Linked DNA regions of Homo sapiens: region 1 is linked to region 2. A link is a loop called in an ENCODE intact Hi-C map of the cell type or tissue named here. Cell type or tissue: CD14-positive monocyte. All regions are shown on one strand. Each heading gives the region's core, and the rest is flanking DNA. Links, peaks and the distances in the headings are about the cores only.

Evidence for each region. A loop is a pair of places that touch in the nucleus more often than their neighbours do. Peaks named below come from ENCODE experiments on the same cell type or tissue, not always from the same donor. Only the 100,000 strongest peaks of a DNase experiment are listed, where the experiment ranks them.
Region 1: a loop joins it to region 2, with 3 times the contacts of the local background. A loop is called at or near these places in 10 of 110 quality-filtered maps.

Annotation. Positions count from the first base shown.
Region 1 is chr9:129,126,160-129,136,779 of GRCh38, reverse strand. PTPA (protein phosphatase 2 phosphatase activator) reads right to left here. Exons shown (of 10, transcript NM_178000.3): 4 at 7,670-7,795; 5 at 5,141-5,258; 6 at 1,886-1,985; 7 at 185-309. Among named protein-coding and RNA genes, the nearest start is that of PTPA, 20 kb to the right of the region's middle. RefSeq lists enhancers at 3,102-3,602, 4,696-5,250, 9,012-9,934 and a silencer at 4,803-5,004. In CD14-positive monocyte, for the core only: CTCF peaks have their summits at 4,716 and 4,916 (motif pointing left); a DNase peak (open chromatin) is centred at 4,909.
Region 2 is chr9:129,721,932-129,732,551 of GRCh38, reverse strand. It overlaps LOC124902284 (a long non-coding RNA gene), which reads left to right and starts at 5,685. Exons shown (of 2, transcript XR_007061815.1): 1 at 5,685-5,803; 2 at 6,220-6,263. It overlaps PRRX2 (paired related homeobox 2), which reads right to left. Exons shown (of 4, transcript NM_016307.4): 4 at 9,878-10,335. The coding sequence ends at 10,200. RefSeq lists a silencer at 5,608-5,801 and an enhancer at 7,341-7,840. In CD14-positive monocyte, for the core only: CTCF peaks have their summits at 5,570 (motif pointing left) and 5,774 (motif pointing left); a DNase peak (open chromatin) is centred at 5,761.

The sequences.
Region 1 (10,620 bases), core at 773-8,772, 600 kb after region 2:
TCACAGCAGAAGGTCGACAGTAAACAGCCTCCCTCAATAGCTGGTCTAATGCCCTGCTTTCCAAGCTGTCACTGTCTGCCCTGGGCAGGAAGAAGGGAAGGAGGGAGCGCAGGAGGGGCAGGGGAGGGCCACAGAACGCAGCCTTGGTTGGGGGTGGAGGGATAGGCACCTCCCGCTCTAGTACCTATCAGCTGCGAACTGCCCCAGATGAAGGGCAGAAACTGGAAGTCATCCAGACCCCACACTCCCTGGCTGCCGGCTGGCTCCATCCTGTATGTTTTCTGGAGTTTCCGCATAACCTCAAGGTACCTGCACAGGAGGACAGGGAAAGGGAAGGTAGCAAAAAGTAAAAAGACAGTCTCACCCTTTCGGCCACTGGGAGCACAAGGAGACCCCAAAATAACCACTGAAGAGTGTTAACTGGTCTCAATTTCAATAATGTAGCTTTATTTCCCCCAACAAACACTCAGCCATCTTTTGGCTCAGGAAAGGCATAAAAATCACTGATTAAGGGCCCGGGCACGGTGGCTCACGCCTGTAATCCCAGCACTTTGGGAGGCCGAGGCAGGCGGATCACAAGGTCAGGAGATCGAGACCATCCTGGCCAACACGGTGAAACCCCGTCTCTACTAAAAATCCAAAAAATCAGCCAGGTGTGGTGGTGGGCGCCTGTGGTCCCAGCTACTCTGGAGGCTGAGGCAGGAGAATGGCATGAACCCAGGAGGCAGAGCTTGCAGTGAGCCGAGATCTCTCCACTGCACTCCAGCCTGGGCGACAGAGCAAGACCCTGTCTCAAAAAAAATAAACAAATAAATAAATAAAAAATCACTGATTAGGAAGGTGGGTTTTGGTGCCATCAACTCCTGACAACTTGTAAAACCCTGGGCAGGGCCTCAGCCTCTCCAGCCTCAGTTGGCCTGTCTGAAAGCTAACACAAGTCCCAGCAGGTTATCTCCTAGGTTCTTCTGGTTCCAACCTTCTATATTATCAGAGGCTGCATATCAACCACCTGTGAAGCATCGAGCACTGCTCCTGGGCTCCGTCACAGGCCTGCTGCAGCAGCACTGCTAGACTGGGGCCCGCAATGGGGATTTTAAGAGCTCTGGGTAACTGATCCACATCAGTGCTGCCCAGCGACTGGCTTGGGTGGTGTGGGGCAGCAGGTCAGAGTCTGACTACCTGGGTTCAGCTGGCGTGAACCCAGTGAAGACACCGGATATCTCTGTGCCTCAGTTTCCTCATATGTAAAATGGAAATAACAGTTGCTATTTCATAGGGTTGTTGTTAGAATTAATGAGTTATACATAAAGTGCTTAGAATTCTTCCTCCATATGGTCAACACTGTGTCAATACTGGCAGACATTATGTGACAATTCTTTTTTTTTTTAAGACAGAGTCTCACTCTGTCACCCAGGCTGGAGTACAGTGGCACGATCTCAGCTCACTGCAACCTCCGCCTCCTGGGTTCAAGCAATTCTTCTGCCTCAGCCTCCTGAGTAGCTGGAATTACAGGCGAGTGCCACCACGCCCAGCTAATTCTTGTATTTTTAGTAGAGACGGGGTTTCATCATGTTGGCCAGGCTGGTGTCGAACACCTGACCTCGTGATCCGCCTGCCTGGGCCTCCCAAAGTCCTGGGATTACAGGCGTGAGCCACCGCGCCCGGCCTATGTGACAATTCTTTCACTTGCTTTTACTTGGAGGTTAATTTGAACCTGTTGGAAAAAAGGCTTGGACACTCCATCCACAGCCAGAGCTTGATTAGGACAGGACAAGAGAACCATGAGCTACTCAGGAGAACCCTAGAGCACCCCATTTCCCAGTTTGAGGAGGAAACAGATGGCCCCTCACGCCCCCTCCTCCAACCCTCCTGTCCTTTCTCTCACCGATTGAACACCTTGAAGACAATAGCTATTTGGTCATCCACCCGGAGCACCCCAATCTTGCAGAGACAGCAGAGGAAAGCAGCGAAGGCTGCCTCATGCCCTGGAGGAGAAAAACAACCAGCGTTGACAGTAGTCCAGGTAAAGGACTGGGATTGTTTTAGTCTCCCAGAATCCGAATCATTGATAAGTGCCCCTCTGAGGAGGGTGGTCAACATGGAGACAATGAGACCTCTTCCCCATTCAGAAAGACTTGCTAGGCCCTTTCCTTTCAAGAACTATAATACCAGTACTGGCCGTGCATGGTGGCTCATGCCTGTAATCCCAGCACTTCAGGAGGCTGAGGCAGGCAGCTTGCTTGAGCTCAGGAGTTTGAGATCAGCCTGGCCAACATGGCAAAACCCTGTCTCTACAAAAAATACAAAAATTAGCCAGACATGGTGGCATGTGCCTGTGGTCCCAACTACTCAGGAGGCTGAGATGGAGGATCTCCTGAGCCCAGGAGGTTGAGGCTGCAGTGAGCCATGATAAGGCCACTGCACTCCAGCCTGGGTGACAAAGTGAGACTGTCTCAAAAAAAAAAAAAAAAAAAAAAAAAAAAGAACTACCAGTACTATAATTCCACTCGTAAAAGACCCGGGCTGGACATTTACATTTCATTACGTAGGTTTAACTCACTCAGCAATTCCACCATATTTACTGAGCACCTACTATGTAAGCAGTCACTGTCCATGTTACGCACTAGGAGACAGTGACAAGTAAGTCCTTGCCCTCAGAAAGTTTATGATCTATCAGGGACAACAGACATTATAAATATACAGTCACTACTATGATTCCAGCTCTGAAGGAGAAAGACAGGGTACTAACTGGAGGATATCACAGAAGGACCCTGACGTAAGGGTTCAAGGTTTCCCCTAAGGAAGTAACATCTAATCTGAAATCTGAAAGATGTGAGCTGGCAAGGCAAAGGGAGTGAGGGAAGCAAGAAATGCATTCTAGCCAGAAGGAATAGCATGTGCACAGGCCTTGAGGCAAGAAAAAGTTTGATCTGTTTGAGGAACACTAAGGAGGCCAGTATGTCGAAGGCAGTGAGAGCAAGGGAGAACGTGTAATGACAGGAGGCTACAGGTCACATGGGCCTTTTGGCCATAGGAAAGAGCTCAGACTTTACCCTAAGAGCAATAGGGAGCCACTGCAGGCTTCTAAGCAGGGAACACATGATCAGATTACAGGGTGAAAAAGTATCCTCCTTCCTTTCCCAGTCATATCAAACAGGAATGGTCTGCACTGTAGGAACAACTCACTGGACTGTGATTGAATCCCATTGTTCACAATGTCACACAAAACCTATCTGGAGGGAGGTGAGAAGAGAATGTGTCAGAGAATACTTCTGTCCTGTCTCTGGAGGACGAAGACCCCTCCAGGGCCTGGAAGCTTGTGAGCTCAGTTTCCTTCCCCTGCCACAGTTTCCAATTATGACCAGACAGGGCCCAGGCTCCCATTGTTCAGGGGTTCACATGCAGCTGGGGCACCAACCCCTGCTGACCTGGCCAGTCTTCCCTCTTTGATCTTTTCCTGCTGGTCTTAGTCAAAGCCCCACCCGGTCCAAGAGGGCCCTTCTCCAGGGCCTGCCTCTGTGGCTGGGGCTCCCTCCTGTGGATCACATTCCCCAGACAAGGGGAGGGCTGAGCGGTGCCCCATCTGCCTGCCTCAGGGAAGGAAGGCGGGCCCTCACCAAAGCAGAGGTCCTCCTTAGCTGCACAGGCCAGGCCCTGACCTAGAGAACGCCTCCCTTCTCTATTTTTGAGAGATGGGGTCTCAGCATGGTGGCTCGACAGGCCGTGCCCTGACACAGAGAATGCCTCCCTTCTATATTTTTGAGAGATGGGGTCTCAGCATGGTGGCTCCACAGGCCATGCCCTGACCTAGAGAACACCTCCCTTTTATATTTTTGAGAGATGGGGTCTCAGCATGGTGGCTTGCACCTGTAATCTGAGCACTTTGGGAGGCTGAGGTGGGAGAACAGCTTGAGCTCAGGAGTTCAAGACCAGCCCAGGCAACATGGCAAAACCCCATCTCTACAAAAAATACAAAACAATCAGCTGGGCGCAGTGGCTCACGCCTGTAATCCCAGTCCCAGCACTTTGGGAGGCCAAGGTGGGTGGAGAAGTGACCTCACCAGAGGTCAGGAGTTCGAGACCAGCCTGGCCAACATGGTGAAACCCTGTCTCTACCAAAAACACTAAAATTAGCCAGGTATGGTGGTGTGTGCCTATAGTCCCAGCAGAATAATCGCTTGAACCCAGGAGGTGGAGGTTGCAGTGAGCCAAGATCATGCCACTGCACTCCAGCCTGGGCAACAGAGTGAGACTCTGTCTCAAATAAATAAATAAATTGCCAGGCTGGTGGTGCACACCTGTAGTCCCAGGTACTGGGGAGTGGGGAGATGCAGAGGTGAGAGGATCACTTGGGCCCGGGAGGTCAAGGCTGCAGTGGGCCAAGATCACATCACTGCACTGCAGCCCGGGTGACAAAGCAAGACCCTGTCTCAAAAAAATAAATATATAAATAAAAATAACTTAAAATAAATTTTTAAAAAAGAGATGGAGTCTTGCTACGTTGCCTAGGCTGGTCTTAAACTCCTGAGCTCAGGCAATCCTCCCCCTCAGCCTCCAAAAGTGCTAGGATTACAGGCACGCACCACTGCACCTGTCTACACTTCCCTTTTAAAGTGTCCACACACTCCCTCTCCTCAAAGTCCAGGTCCCTTGGCTTACATGGACCACAGATCCAAACAGCCCAATAGCACAGAGAATGTGGCTAAGAGACAAGGGGTTCAAGGGAGAGGGTGTGCCACGACACTGCAAAGGCCACCAAGAAGCGTTCCCATTTCTCAAAGCTTCAGTAAGCTGCTGCCTTGACACACAGTAAGTGCTCAATTAATAATTATTTTGGTGATGATGAGGAGCTCAGAGACCATTTTCACAAGAACAGAAAGCAGCGCTGCGCAAGCACCATGCACGGGGCATCAGCTCCCCCTGGTGGACCACAGCAGAGCTGCAGCATCCGGGCCTCCCTGCATGCCTACGCCCTCCCTGCCGGTGAAGCCACCCTAACCCCAGCTGGCCCCAATAGGTTGCAGGTGCTTGGCGAATTCTTGATTGCTCTCACTTGCTCAGAGGGCCCAGAGACCACCTGAAGCCCAAAACAGAAAGCAGTGAAGCTAGATAAGTACAGAGCCCCACAAGCAGCAGATACCTGTGCCGTAGTCAATGCGCGTGGAGTTCCCCACTGACTCCTTTAGGTAAACAGCCACCTCAGGCACAGCAGCTGCCAGATGGGTAGGGACCACTGTGGCCACCAAGTTTTCTGCTTCCTGGTAACACAAGAGACACAAAGTGGTGGCAGCATATTAAGCAGCATCCCAGTGGGCAGGTGCCCAGGGGCAGCACCTGACTGGGGGCCCACACTGCCTTGCCAGGCCAGCTTGGTTCCTGTTCTGACAGGCCACAGAAGGAAGGGGAGGGACAGCATTTATTCTTCCACAGCAGAAGACTACCCAGGCGACTTATCATCAACTGATTTTTCCAGGGCACAGGAGTCTAGGGGCAAAACAGGAGGAATCTGGAAAAAAGCCTCAACCCTCCCATGTGGTAACTCACTGGAGCCCCACAGAGACTCTGGAAGGTCAGTGCTATGATTCCCACACAGGCCACCTTCCTTCACACTCTCAGGTCAGCAAGAGCTGGTGTCATGTGCCATCAAAAGACGTGCAGAAGAATGTTCACAACAGCACTGTTTAGAGTAGCCAAAAGGTGGAAATGCAATGGAAATGTCCATCAACAGTGAAATGAATAAATTGTGGTATATTCATACAATAGAATACTACACAGCAAAGAAAAAGACCTATAGCTAGACATGAAAACATGGATGAATCTCAGACATGACATTGAGCAAAAGAAGCCAGAGAGTTATACGAAGTTCAGAAACATGGAAAAAAATCAATTTATGGAATAGAAATCAGAATAATCTGGGCGATATCAATTGGGAAGGGGAGCACTCCAGCTAGAATGTTCTATTGCTTGACATGAGTGGTGAATCCATGGGTAAAAAACTTGGCATGAGTGGTGAGTCCATGAGTAAAAACATGTAAAAATCCATCAAGCTGTAAAGCTATGATTTGTCAGCTTTAAGATATAACTTAAGGCTGGGAGCAGTGGCTCACACCTGTAATTCCAACACTTTAGGAGGCCAAGGTGGGCGGATCACCTGAGGCCAGGATTTCGAGATCAGCCTGGCCAACATGATGAAACCCCGTCTCTACTAAAAACACAAAAATTAGCCAAGCATGGTGGCGCATGCTGTAGTCCCAGCAACTTGGGAGGCTGAGGCAGGACGATTGCTTGAGCCCAGGAGGTCAAGGCTGCAGGGAGCTGAGATCATGCCACTGCACTCCAGCCTGAACAACAGGAAAAAAAAAAAAAAAAGATCATGTACCATCTTAAGAGTCCAGAGGCAGGCCCGGGCGTCTCTTGGGAACAGCACTTCACTGGGTCCTGAGTCCTCCCCTCTGCTCTATGTGAAAATATTGGGCCAGAGCAATTAGGACCCAAATTTCCTTAAGCTCAGTTGTAGACAACTGGCATGAGCCATCTCCTGGAAAGCTAGTAAAAATCCAGGTTCCCAGTCCCTACCCAGACCTGTAGACTCTGCTTTTCTAGACAGGGTCTGAGATCCTGCATTTTTATTTTTGTTTGCTTTGAATAGGTAACACCTTCGTAAGATTCAAAAATAAAAACATCAGTAGAGGATCAGTTCAATAGACTAGTCCATCCACACCATGGAGTATGCAGCTAGCATTCCAAGTGGGTGTGCAATGGCTCCATCATAGCTCACTGCAGCCTCAAACTCCAGAGCTCAAGTCATTCTCCTGCTTCAGCCACCCAAGCAGCTGGGACCAAAGGTGTGCACCACCATTTCTTATTTTTTGCAGTAACGGGGTCTTGCTATGTTGCCCAACCTACTCACAAACTCCTGGGCTCAAGTGATCCTCCCGCCTTAACCTCCCCGAATTCTGAGATTACATGTATGAGCCACCGTGCCCAGCTATGAAAAAAATTCCTTTTTGGGGCCGAGCGTGGTGGCTCACACCTGTAATCCCAGCACTTTGGGAGGCCGAGATGGGCGGATCACAAGGTCAGGAGATCAAGACCATCCTGGCTAACACGGTGAAACCCCGTCTCTACGAAAAATACAAAAAATTAGCCGGGCGTGGTGGTGGGTGCCTGTAGTCCCAGCTACTCGGAAGGCTGAGGCAGGAGAATGGCGTGAACCCAGGAGGTGGAGCTTGCAGTGAGCCAAGACTGCGCCACTGCACTCCAGCCTGGGCAACACAGCGAGACTCCGTCTAAAAAAAAAAAAAGATAAAATAAAAAATAAAAAAAATTCCTTTTTATAGCTGCACAGTACTCCATGATATTGATGGACTAATTTATTTAAATAATCCCCTACAGATGGATACTTGGAACATTTCCAGTTTGCTGTAATACAGTGACTTAATAAACAGCCTTGTAGTGCAGAGGGCCGTATGTGCACAGTCGTGTTTCCCAGAAGATGACCAAGCAGAGTATAAACTCATTTGTAATTTTGCTAAGTGAAATTGACATTTTAACAAACTGAGATTTGTATATGCCTAGAAGCGCTATACAATGCAGGCCCTTCCCCAACTGGTGCCAGAACCACCCTCACTGCCAGCCCAGTCCCTGGCCTGTCCTGTGGCAGCCTCACCTCATCAAGTTTGGCATACCAGGTCCTGTATGCCTTATTCCCAAACCGAGAGGGCTGGTCCACTGGAGGAGTCTCATCAATCCACCTGTCCAGCGTGTTGAGAAGAGCGACTAGTTTCTCAATGGCCTGTGGAGGCAAAATAGAGGGGTCCAAGCTACAGAGCAAGTGGCTCCCGCTTAGCCACAGAGGGAAGTCCACTGCTGCCAGACAATGACCCCTTGGCATGGCCCCTACTGGGAACTCTCCCCCATCCCTCTTTCTTCCCCACTGTTCTGAATATGAAGGAGGGTCAGGAGAGCATGATAGGCTTTCCAGAGAGGGAAGCACACTAGGCTGATGGGACAGGGACGGGGTGGCTTTAGCACCTGGTTTCTGTAGGCAGCCTACCCATGGGCTGCTGCTATAGAGAAGCTAACTCCAGCCCTGACATCTTTTTAAAAAGACTTTATGGAAGCCTTTTGTTCAGTATGCAATACCTACTCATCATAAAAAATAGAAATATAAACAGAAGAAAATGAAAATGACCAGTAATCCTGCCACCCAGAAATACACTAAACTTTTTTTTTTTTTTTTTGAGACAGAGTTTCGCTCTTGTTGCCCAGGCTGGAGTGCAGTGGTGCAATCTCGGCTCACTGCAACCTTTGCCTCCCAGGTTCAAGCGATTCTCCTGCCTCAGCCTCCCAAGTAGCTGGGACTAAAGGCGCACACCACCACGCCCAGCTAATTTTTGTACTTCTAGTAGAGATGGGGTTTCTCCATGTTAGTCAGGCTGGTCTCAAACTCCCGACCTCAAGTGATGCACCTGCATCGGCCTCCCAAAGTTCTGGGATTACAAGCGTGAGCCACCGTGCCTGGCCTACACTAAACATTTTAACATACCCTTCTGTGTTATCTTCTCATAGTGTTTTACATGGTTTAGCATGGTGGGCCTGGATTCAAACCCCAGCTAAAACACCATTTAGCTGCTGTGAGACCTTGAGCAAGTGACTAACTCTGAGCCTCTCAGTTTCTTCGTCTAAAAAATGGGGCTGATGATAAATACCTCCGAAGGTGCACAGTGCCCGGCGCGGGGTAATGGTATGCATTCATCGCAGGACACACTCTGCTTTGCAGCCTGCTCCTTTTCCTCATGAACCTCATTCCACATCTACATATAAACATAATCTTATGACAACTTTTACTAAGTGAATAACATTTCATCGTGCCACTGCATTATAATTAATTTAATTCCTCACTGTTAAATGTTTGGGTTATTTCCACCTGTTTCACTACCTATTTCATACACAATGCTATGGTAAATCAGCTTGCAACTCAATCTTTGTGGAAATGCCAGATCATCGTGTGCAATGCTTTGTAGGGTGGCAGAGTTTGAGAGCCCATCCCCCTACACCTTTCCCACAGAAGACAGGGACCAAGAAGTAGAATCGGAGTCAGAGGTGCGGGCAGCATTGGCACATAAAATGTTACTCAATGAAGAAATCGGGTGGCTGTCTATCCAACCCAAAGATCAGTTAGAAGGTGCTCCTTCCAGGTTGGCTTTTAGAAATAGCCCAGCACCAGGGCCGGTGGAAAATACAACGCGGAGGCTATCTGCAGCCATTCAGTCCTGAGAAAAGAGTCCCTGCCAGGAAGTGGATCTTGCCTGTGTCTATGGAAACAAACGGCATAAGAAACTTACAGGAAATCCTGGCACTGGGTAAGAACTAGCAGGGTGATGCCCACATGAGAAGTTGCGCCTGGGAGGGCAAGGCAGACCAGGCCTGCCATGTGCAAAGACTCAGCCAAGAGCTATGTATGTACCTGGGGAGAGGCAGGCTTAAGCTAATGAAACAGGCTGGCCATGCCCCCAGCTGCATATGTGAAACCGGCCCTGAGTGCTGCTCTCTCTTATCTCCCCTTTATCTAGGCTTGGGGCATGGGAGGACAGAAAAAGTAGCCTGTAAGAGGATAAATTTCCCTTTACACCTGGCTAAGGCAGAGGGCTAGGATGGCATAAAGCTGCCTTGCTGAAATGTGAGAGCGCTGCCAGAGCCTGGCTTTGTGAAAAACCAGGAATGGCTGATAAGCACAGGCCAGACCTAACCCATGCAGAAACGGGGGCTTACAATGGATGGCACAGTCATCTTGGCCCCAGGAAGCACTAGTCAGCCCCAGATTCCCCAGGGATCTCAGTCTTAGGCGAGGCACTGAAGGGGACAGAGAAGACGGAGTCACAGGAGCCAGGCCCCAGCTGCTAGCTCAGCTGGGCCAATGAATAATTCAAAGGCTCCCAGCTCCTCTTCAGGAGAGGGCTTTTTGAATGTTGTAGGGGCTGCCTCTATTGTTTGCTGTGTTGGGAGAGAAGGGCTGAAAGAAAGGGAACTGGGGCTGAAACACCTTCGAGGCACAAAGAACAACTCCAGCTCTCCCATTCTCCCTAGGCCAGTGTTTCCTTTTTGGATTTCAAGGACCAGTAAAATCTTCCCTAACATTTTACTGACCATTTTTGAATTTTGCCCCCTTGTAAGTTTTAAAAAAGCAAACAGAACAACAACAACAAAAATAAATCTCTTATCACATTTATTTTGCAAAAATCGAAAATGTTAACCCCCATAAGAGGAGGACAGGCATCATTTAAAATAAGAGCTAGCTGGCCAGGCACAGTGGCTCACGTCTGTAATCCCAGCACTTACGGAGGCCAAGACGGGCAGATCACCTGAGTTCGGGAGTTCGAGACCAGCCTGACCAACATGGAAAAACCCCATCTCTACTAAAAATACAAAATCAGATGGACATGGTGGCACATGCTAGTCGGGAGGCTGAGGCAGGAGAATCGTTTGAACCCGGGAGGCGGAGGTTGTGGTGAGCCGAGATCGTACCATTGAACTCCAGCCTGGGGAACAAGACTCCATCTCAAAAATAAAAATAAAAATAAAAATAAATAAATAATAAAAAAATAAGAGCTAGTTTTT
Region 2 (10,620 bases), core at 1,381-9,380:
CGGGGCTCACAGCCTTGAAGAGACACCTAAGACTTGCTTTTTTTATCATCGCTTGAGAATTTCCTTTGATCATACATCTGCATGTACTCCTAGGGGTCTCGGTGGTCAGTGGCATGAACTGTGACAGTGCCCTTGCACGGTACATCATCATCCTGGAGACCCTCATCATTTATTTAATCAGCCCTCGTTGTTGGATAATTGATTCATCAGGGTGCATGAGCACATGCCATGCTTTCAATGGGCGTCTTCGTACATCAATCTCTGTGCACAGCGGATGCAGGACAGGCGAGCCTCAAAGCAAGGCTTAGCCCGTGATGGTTCTTGGCTTTGCCCAGGAAATAATTCAAGGGCAAGCCATGGTAGAGCAGAAGAAAACAGCTTTATTGAAGCAACGGTGTCACAGCTCCGTGACTGCTCCTGCAGAACAGGGCTACCCCCACAGGTAGAGAGGGGCAGCTCAGGGCAGTTTTGCGGACATATTTATACCTACTTTTAATTATATTTTAATTAATGTAGATTAAGGGGCAGTTTATGCAGAAATTTCTAGGGAAGGGGTAGTCACTTTTGGGTTGTTGGGTCATTGCCATGGAAATGGGGGGTAACTCCTGGGTGTTGCCATGGCGATAGTAAACTGACATGGCACACTGGTGATCTGTGGTATGGAAAGCTGCTTCTGCCCCCGTCCCTGTTTTGGCTAGTCCTCAATTGGTCCGGTGTCTGAGCCCCACCTCCAGAGTTGAGTCCCACCTCCTACCTCACAGCCATTTCGTTAAAGTATGTTTCTTTCTCTCCCTTCCTTCCTTCCTTTTCTTTCCTTCCTCCCTTCCCTCCCTCCCTCCCCGTCTCTCTTTTCTTTTCTTTTCTTTTCTTTTCTTTCTTTCCTTCTTTCCCTCCCTCCCTTCCTTTCTTTTCTTTTCTTTCTTCTTTCTTTCTTTCCAAGACAGGGTCTTGCTCTGTCATCCAGGCTATAGTGCAGTGGCACAATCATAGCTCACTGCAGCCTTGACCTCCTGGGCTCAAGTGATCCTTCCACCTCAGCCTCCCAAATAACTGGGACCACAGGCATGCACCACCACACTTGGCCAATTTTTTGACTTTTTTGTAGAGACAAGGTCTCGCTATGTTGCCCAGGCTGGTCTCAAACTCCTGGACACAAGCGATCCTACTGCCTCAGCCTCCCAAAGTGCTGGGATTACAGGCGTGAGCCACTGTGCCCCTCCTAAAATATGTTTCTAGAAGTAAAACTGCTGGGTCAAAAAGGCATGTCTGTTTGGGACGTGTAGTACATATTGTCCTCCAAAAAGATGGTTCCAATTTGGACAGGATTTTTTAGAGTGTTGTCAATTTTTAGTACCTAAGTAGAGAAATTTACAAGTATATATATAAAGAATAGGGACCACCCAGAATCCCACCTCCCTGTAAAAAGTCACTGGTCACATTATCGTTTATGACTTTCCAGATTCTTTTACTATGCATGTTAAACATATATAATGTCATATGGATATATGTGGATATATATATCTAAAAGAGAGAGTGAGCCTGGGAGGTAGGCAGTGTTTCTCCACCTCTAAGCCCCTTTTGATGATGTTATTGTGATGGTCCCTAGAGATGCAGGTTTGAGGCCACCCAGCTGACGGTGGCTGCCCCCTCAGTATCTACACCAGCCAAGAAGAGTTTGAGTAGCTTCACTTTTAGAAGTTTGAATTATGAAACTAGGGCTTTTTTTTTCCATTTTCCAAATATAAAATTATAACACGGAGTTATATATATTTTTTATTATGTTTGCTGACTGTCCAGAATTGAACTTGGCCAGGCGCAGTGGCTCACGCCTGTAATCCCAGCACTTTGGGAGGCCCAGGTGGGTGGATCATTTGAGACTGGAGTTCGAAACCAGACTGGGCAACATAGTGAAACCCCATCTCGAAAAATAAATACAAAAATTAGCTGGGTGTGGTGGCGCATGCCTGTAGTCCCAGGTACTTGCGAGGCTGAGGCAGGAGGCGGAGGTTGCAGTGAGCCCAGATCATGCCACTGCACTTCAGCCTGGGTGACAGAGTGAGGCCATGTCTCAAAATAATAATAATAATAAATAAAAAAAAATTTAAAAGGTGACACTACATTGTAACCTCATTGGAGTGGATTTTTGCTGGCAAAGGGGTTGGATGGGAAGCTGTTGCTACAGGGAGACAGGGAGGAGGGATACAATGGAAAGAGGGGACCGAATTGTTAGGATTGTCTGAAGAATCTGGCCAGGTGCAGCAGCTCACGCCTGTAATCCCAGCACTTTGGGAGGCTGAGGCGGGCGGATCACCTGAGGCCAGGAGTTTGTGACCAGCCTGGCCAACATGGTGAAACCTTGTCCCTACTAAAAATACAAAATGAATCAGGCGTGGTGGCAGGTGCCTGTAGTCCCAGCTACTCAGGAGGCTGAGGCAGGACAATCGCTTGAACTTGGGAGGTGGCGATTGCAGTGAGCCGAGATTGTGCCATTGCACTCCAGCCTGGGTGACAAGAGCGAAACTCTGTCTCAAAAAAAAAAAAAAATCTGGGTAGGGACGAGGCGGGGTTAAGGTTGGATGGTGGCACTGTAGACACCTGGCCTGGGTGATTGATCTTTGCTGCAAGGGCCCTGGGGAGCCAAGGGAGGCTCTAGGCAGGGAAGAGACATGATCCGTGATCAAGGCTGTGTTTTAGACAACTGGCCTGTTGACTGTGCAGAATGGCCAGGAAGGAGATAAATAAGACAAGAGGCTGTTTACTGTGGACTGGCAGGTAATTAGAGCAGGGGCCTACCATCCAGTCTGCTCTGTGGCAGGTCTGGGGGTTCCCTGGGTGTCCCGTGGGCCAAGGGAGGCCAAGCTCAAGGTGAACTTTCTTTTCTTTCTTTCTTTTTTTTTTTTTTTTTTTTGCGGGGGGGAGACAGAGTCTTGCTCTGTCGCCCAGGCAAGAATGCAATGGGGCAATCTCGGCTCACTATAACCTCTGCCCCCCCGGGTTCAAGCAATTCTCCTGTCTCAGCCTCTGGAGAAGCTGGGATTACAGGTGTGCACCACCACGCCTGGCCAATTTTTGTATTTTTAGTAGAGACGGGGTTTCACCTTATTGGCCAGGCTGGTCTCCAACTCCTGACCCTCAGGTGATACTCCCGTCTCGGCCTCCCAAAGTGCTGGGATTACAGGTGTGAGCTACCGCACCAGCCAAGGTAAACTTTCAAGCTTCATTCCCACCTGTGTTAGTTTTTTATGGCTGTGTAACAAGTTGCCAGTTTAAAACTATACACGCTTACGATCATACAGTTCCTGTAGGTCAGGAGTCTGGGCGAGGCTCAGCTTGGTGCTGTGCTCAGGACCTCCCAGGGCTGCAATCGAGGTGTCATCCAGGCTGAGTCTCACTTGAAGCTCAGTGTCTTCTTCTAAGCTTGTTTGAATTGTAGGCAGAATTGGGCTCCTTGTGGTTCTGAAACTGAAGCCCTCAGCTCCTGGCGGCCTCCCCCTCCGCAGGCACTTCACAGCATAGCTGTTTGCGTCTTCCAGCTCAGCAGGAAAGTGGCTGTCTGCTTGGAATCTCTTCTTTCAGGGACAACCTGGATCTTTCAAAAGGCTCGCCTGATTAGGTCAGGCCCACCAGGGAGAATCTTCCTTTTGCTTACATCAGCGTCAACTGAGTGGAGACCTTAATTACATCTGAAAAATCCTTTCACCTTTGCCGCACTCTATTTGTCAGAAACAAGCCACAGTTTCCGCTCAAGGAGAAGGGATTACACAAAGGTGGGACTACCTGGGGTGGGAATCACAGGGCCATCTTTTTTTTTTTTTTTTTTTTTTGAGACGGAGTCTTGCTCTGCAGTGCAGGCTGGAGTTCAGTGGTGTGATCTTGGCTCACTGCAACCTCCACCTCCCGGGTTCAAGCGATTCTTCTGCCTCAGCCTATCGAGTAGCTGGGATTACAGGTGTGTGCCACCACGCCTGGCTAATTTTTTGTATTTTTAGTAGAGATGCCATGTTGGCCAGGCTGATCTCAAACTCCTGACCTCAGGTGATCTGCCTGCCTTGGCCTCCCAAAGTGCTGAGATTACAGGTGTGCGCCACTGTGCCCGGCTAATTTTTTGTATTTTTAGTAGAGATGCCATGTTGGCCAGGCTGGTCTCAAACTCCTGACCTCAGGTGATCTGCCTGCCTCGGCCTCCCAAAGTGCTGGGATTACAGGTGTGAGCCACTGCGCCCGGCTGGCAGGGCCATGTTAGAATTGTATCTGCCACACCGTCTCTCTTTTGAGTCCCCCTTCTGATTTCAAGGTGCTCATTCCTGACTGCCTTATATCCCAAGCTCAATCCATTCCCACTTTTTCTAAGGTGTGAACTAAGAATTAAGAAGTTCTTGGAGAGCCATTACGCAGTGGCTCACACCTGTAATCCCAGCAGTTGGAGAGGCCAGAGCGGGAGAATCACTTGAGTCCAAGAGTTTGAGGTTATAGTGAGCAAGGATCTCACCACTGCACTCCAGCCTGGGAGACAGATGTTCTCAAACACACTGTTTCCAGTACCTCCACTGACCAGCAAGTATCCAGAGGACACATCTAGCTCTGTGTGAGGCACCAGGGGGACACAAAACACAGGGAAGAAAGCACTTTTTTTTTTTTTGAGACGGAGTCTCACTCTGTCACCCAGGCTGGAGTACAGTGGCATGATCTCAGTTCACTGCAACCTCCGCCTCCCGGATTCAAGCAATTCTCCTGCCTCAGCCTCCTGAGTAGCTGGGACTACAGGTGTGCGCCACCACGCCTGGCTAATTTTTGTATTTTTAGTAGAGACGAGGTTTCACCATGCTGGCCAGGCTGGTCTCAAAATCCTGACCTCGTTATCCGCCCGCCTCGGCCTCCCAAAGTGTTGGGATTACAGGTGTGAGCCACCAGTCCCAGCCAAAAGCACATTTTTTTTTAACCTTTGAAGACCTTATTATGTACTCGAGGCTGTTACATTGGCCTGCTTTCTTTTTAAAGATTGTTTTTTCTATAAAGTTATTTTAAAAATATGGAGACTCGTGGATTGTGAGTCACCATAAAATTTAAGCTAATTGGCCTGGCAGAGCGGCTCAGCCCTATAATCCCAGCACTTTGGGAGGCCCGGGCAGGTGGATTGCCTGAGGTCAGGAGTTTGAGACGAGCCTGGCCAACATGGTGAAACCCTGTCTCTACTAAAAATACAAAAAGTTAGTTGGGTATAGTGGCGCAGGCCTGTAGTCCCAGCTACTCGAGAGCCTGTGGCAGTAGAACCAATTGAACCAGGGAGGTGGAGGTTGCAGTGAGCCGAGGTTGTGCCATACTCCAGCCTGGGTGACAGAGTGAGACTCAGTCTCAAAAAAAAAAAAAAAAAAAAAATTAAGCTACTCACATTTTGGCTTGTGTCTTTCCAGATTTTTTACATTGCACGTATAAAATATGTGATAAACACTGATGTGCACATTGCTTCCCCCGCCCCCCGATTTTGAGATTTTGATTATTTTTCAAAGTAGAGCTTAGAGACGGGTTTGCTGGGGGAAAGCATGTGAATATCTTCACGGCTGTTGGTTCCTGTTTCCTAAGGCTTCTGTAAACGCTGTAACCCCTGCTGGTGGTTTGGGATTTGCTTGTTTCTTTGTCTTTCCAGAGGAGGCTGGGTCAGGAGCCCGTTGCCAGCCCTGGAGATCTCCCAGGAGAGCGGAGAGGATGGGGTGTGTGCGGCCACATCGCGGGAACCCAGTCCAGGGCCCTGCAGCGGCCCCACGGCGCCCCCCAGGGGCGAGAAGCAGAGGTGCAGGAGCCGGAGGTACCAAGTTGATTTGGGTCCCCAGCTGGGGCTCCTAAGGCTAGTGGACATCAAAGGAACGGGGGAAGAGCCTCTGGACCGGGTATGCCGGGTCTCTGGACAGAGAAAGTGCCATTTCACCCCAGGAAGGGGAGTACGTATATTTTCTCAAACTCCATCCCTCACCCTGTGCTCCTCCACCGTAAACACTGAGGCACCCATTTATGGGCGGGAACTTTGTGCCAACAACCCTATGCAGTGGGTTCTGTAATTATCCCCATTTTACAGACAAGGAAACCAAGTCCCCGAGAAGTGCCTTGTCCAGGGTCACAGGACCAGAAACTCTAGTCTTTATTTCTCTGGTTTGGGTTTTTGCAAGAGCTGACTGTCTTTCCTTCAATCTCTCTCTCTCCTTCCCCCTCCCTTTCTCTCTCAAGTTCTTTTATTTCACATAAAAAAAAATAAAAGCAGAGACACGCAATGCCCTCTCCCAAACTCAAGCTCACTTGGCCAAATGGGCAAAGGCAGCAAGTTCTTCAGCCCAGGGCAGGGCCTTAGGTACCTTGTCCTCATGGAAAAATGATACCCTGGGATGGGTGCCCAGGAAGCTGCCCACACAGCCCTGCAATTAGGGCTACAATAGCGACAGCAGTGTTTGAATATTTTCTCTTTTATAGGGAGGGCTGCCTCGACCCCTCCCTCAGCTTCCCGGAGCAGCATGTGTAAACGATTAAGCTGGTTTGTTTTCTCTAGAGCGTTCGGAGGAAGTGACATTAACATCCTCATGGTCCAACGGCAAGGCCAGCACCTCCGTGGGAAGGTCCCCGTTTTTTTCTGAAGCTGGCCTTCCTGGGACTGGCCTCCCAGGCCCCCACCTGGTGTGACCTCATCACTGCACAGGCAGCCTCAGCCTGGCGATTCTTCAGGGTGCCCTCCCTTTGGGTTGAAAAGTAGAAAGGCCTGAGATGCCTGCACCAGGCCTGGAGCACTGGCCAGGGGCCTGGGTTGGGGGGTCTGTCCACTCACGAGCTCCCAGGTTAGTGCTTCCTGGGGGAAAACAGCCTGCTCTTCCCGGCTGCCCGTGAGTGCTCTGCTCTGGGCCCCCATGCTCTGGACCAAATGCGGGCACAGATCCCCCAGATGGGGAAAGGGAGCAAGCTTTGTGCCTAGGAGGACACTCAAGCCAGGTTGGACCCCAGCTCTTGTCTGGGTGGGAGGACAGGCCTGCATCTTCCAGAGGCTTCCACCAGGCAAGTCCCATGGCCAGGATCTCTTCTTCCTGGTCACTCCTGTGTGTCTAACCCCAAACCAGCTTTTTTTTTTTGGCAGAATCTCACTCTATCAGGCTGGAGTACAGTGGCCTGATCTCGGCTCACTGCAACCTCCACCTCCTGGGTTCAAGTGATTCTCCTGCCTCAGCCTCCCGAGTAGCTGGGATTACAGGTGTGCCCCACCACGCCTGGCTAATTTTTGTATTTTTAGTAGAGACGGGGTTTCACCGTGTTGGCAAGGCTGATCTCGAACTCCTGATCTCAAGTGATCTGCCCGCCTCGGCCTCCCAAAGTGCTGGGATTACAGGCGTGAGCCAACGTGCCCAGTCTGCAAACTGGCTTTGAAGGCTCCCAGTCTCCCCAGCCCATCACCAAGTCACCAATTCCTGTTTTTTTTTTTTTTTTTTTTTTTTTGCTGCATCCGAAACATCTCCCAGCTCCACCAACTCTGTCCCCATCTGGCCCAGGCCACAGCCCCTCCCACCTGGACACCCGCCCTGGCCTCCGCAAGGGGCTGTCTCCTTCACTCTTAGCCCACGGTCCCTCTTCCTCATGGAGGCTCAGGGCACGTCCCTCCACCAAGCAAATCCCCTCCATGGCTCCCCACAGACAGGGTGACATCCAAACATCTAGTCCCGGCCACACAAACCTCGTTTGAGCCAGTTCCTGTTCCTCTCCACCTTCACCCGGCACCAGGAGATCCAGCCCGGGAACAGCTCCCACTGGCCCAAAGAGAAGCTTCTGGCCTGCCCCAGGGCTACACTCATGCAGTCCCCTCAGCCAGAAACACCGTTGCCCCTCCCCCCTCTTTGGTGAACTCTTCATCCTCTCAGGCATACCTCCTCCAGGAAGCCTGCCCAGATGCCTTCAACAAGGTTTGGGGCCCCGTCTGTGCTCCCTGGGCCCCTGCAGCACCCCCTCATAGCCTTAGTGGTGCTGTAATTATTCCTTTGTCTTTGCCTCCTCATAGCATGGCGCAGCCTCTGCGGCCAGGAACCTTGCGTTTCATAATATTTTCTCAGTGCAAGAATGGCAAATGGAGGTCCAGAAAGCACTTACCCGAGGCAGAGGCCAAACTGAGCCAGAAAACACAAATCTGACTCCCCCTCCTCCCCCAGTCCAGGGCACAGGCCTGGCCCTCACAGTCAGGTGGGGCTGAGCAGCTGTAGACCTCAGCAGAACTCCCCCTCCCCTCCACCCCAGCCCCCACTGGTGCCCCAGGCTCTCCTGCTGGTCAGAGGCCCTGCTGCGGCCAGGGAGGAAGCCGTCCAGCCACCGAAGGAAGAAGTCACACAGCGACCGGGCGGTCACTCTTCCCCAGGTGTGTTTGCACATCTGAAGGGGCCACGTTCTGTGGTGGAAATCCGGATGGAGTATGGGGAAGAGTATTCAGGGGTGTATTGGGGGCAGGTGGGAGATGGTCCTCACTTTATTCACAAGTGTAGCTGCTGTACCTTCTAACTAAAGTGGGGGCCAGGCACAGTGGCTCACGCCTGTAATCCTAGTACTTTTGGAGGCTGAGGTGGGTGGATCACCTGAGGTCAGGAGTTCAAGACCAGCCTGGCCAACATGGCGAAACCCCATCTCTACTAAAAATACAAAAAATTAGCTGGGCGTAGCAGCGGACGCCTGTAATCCCAGCTACTTGGGAGGCTGAGGCAGGAGAATTGCTTGAACCCCTGGAGGCGGAGGTTGCAGTGAGCTGAGATCGTGCTGCTGCACTCTAGCCTGTGCGACAGAGCAACACTCCGTCTCAAAAAAATAGAATAGATAGATAAAGAAAGAAAGAAAGAAAGAAAGAAAGAAAGAAAAAGAAAGTAGGTTGTCCCCGTGCAGACTACTCATGTGTGGAGCCCCATGGCTGGCACTTTAGGGGCATGGTGACCCTGCATGGGCAGGGCGGGATACTGGAGAACTGGCCCAGCTCATTGACTCCATCGAGATTCCTTGCTGTGCCATCTGCCACCCCGCCACCCCAAGGGCCAGGGTTCCCACCACCATTGCCCAGGGCTGACCGTCTTTGTGCCCTCTGGGATGGGGGAGTGTTGTCCTACCTCCCGGGGGCTGGACTGGGGTGACTTTGAGCAGAAAGGCTCTCCTGACTTCCCTGGTGGGCGTGGGGACAGGTAGAGGGACTGGCCTCAGACCATCCCTCACCCCTGTTTTCTGCAGATCCCTCGTAAGTGGTGTCACTGGCTGGTGGCACCCTCAGTTACTGGCTGCAAATGGGTGGGTTGAGGGACTTGAGTCTTCTGCTGGCCTCAGCTGTCCTGGGAGCCTGGCCGGGACCTACAGTCTGCACCTGTTTTCTGGGCCATTTCCTCAGCCCCTTCATGGTTAAATGGCCGGAGAGATCCCACGCCTTCTGTGTGCCCAGAAGCAAGGGACTGAATGTCCTTCCATCTGTCCCACACACCCTCTGGCCAGTCTAGGAATCCATGATCACCCATCCTGCCCCGCAATAGGATGGGGAGACGATCCCTGCCCAGGTTCACACAGCAAGGCTCTGCCCAAACATCTGGGTGTCCCCTTGGGACTCAAGATGGGAGATGGGGTCTAGGGTGGGTTTCTGTCCTCCTCTCCCACCCCCCCAGCCCCCATTTCTGGGGGCCCTGCAGGGTGACAGAGGACTTCATTCCCGGGAACAGTACAGATATGAGGGCAGTGGGCCTCCCATGGCTGCTGGTCTGAGCCAGGCCGAGGCGGTCTCCATGCCTGCTGCAGGCCAGAAAAGGGCCCAGGAAGGCCATCCAGCCCTGTGGGGTCCCAGCTCTCATCTCAGCCACCAACATTGTTTGCGGCCCTTACCCACCTTCCTGCAACCTTTTGGGGCTTAAAAAAATGGTTTTATTTCTTAAAGACAAAAGCTTTTTGGTTTTAATACACAAACTAAATGAGGTCCTTGGCAGGCTCTTCCACCTTCCGGCCCAACCCCTCCAAGGGTTGTGGGCTGCAGTCTCTGGTGGCCAAGGACAGAAGAGCTGGGCCCGGCTGCAGGGGCCTCAACAGCCTCGTGGGCTCGGGAGTCCAGGCTGGACAGACGGGCCAGGAGAGCTCATCCAGGAGAAGGTCACTTCCTGGGCGTCTGCCCCCTTTTCTATTGCTGTCCACCCAGGGAGGCGTCTGGGTCCTGGTGGGACTGGACTTCAGTTCACCGTAGGCACCTGGCTGTGGTGCAGGCTGAACTCCTTGGCCTTGAGACGGAGGCTGGCGATGCTGTTGGCCATGTTGACCCCTGGGGTTGCGGGGCCTGAGCTCCCAGGGCTGTAGGGTGGCACTGTGCTGGGGGCGACATGAGACACAGGTCACATGGGTGCGGTTGGCTTCTGGGTATCAGTGCTCGACCCCAGCCTCTGGTCCTGCCACCCCCCTCCTTAGCTTGCTCTCCTGGGCAGCCTTCACCCAGGACTGGGGGTGATTTGGAGCTGTAGGGTTTGGGCAGGAGTCAGAAGTCCCCCCAGCTCAGTGCTGGGACACAGGAGCCTCCATATGAGCCATGAGCTTCCTGACAGCAGGGCCTGGGTTGGTCCATGCCCCCCTCCATGCGTACCCTGGGCCTGGCTCTCA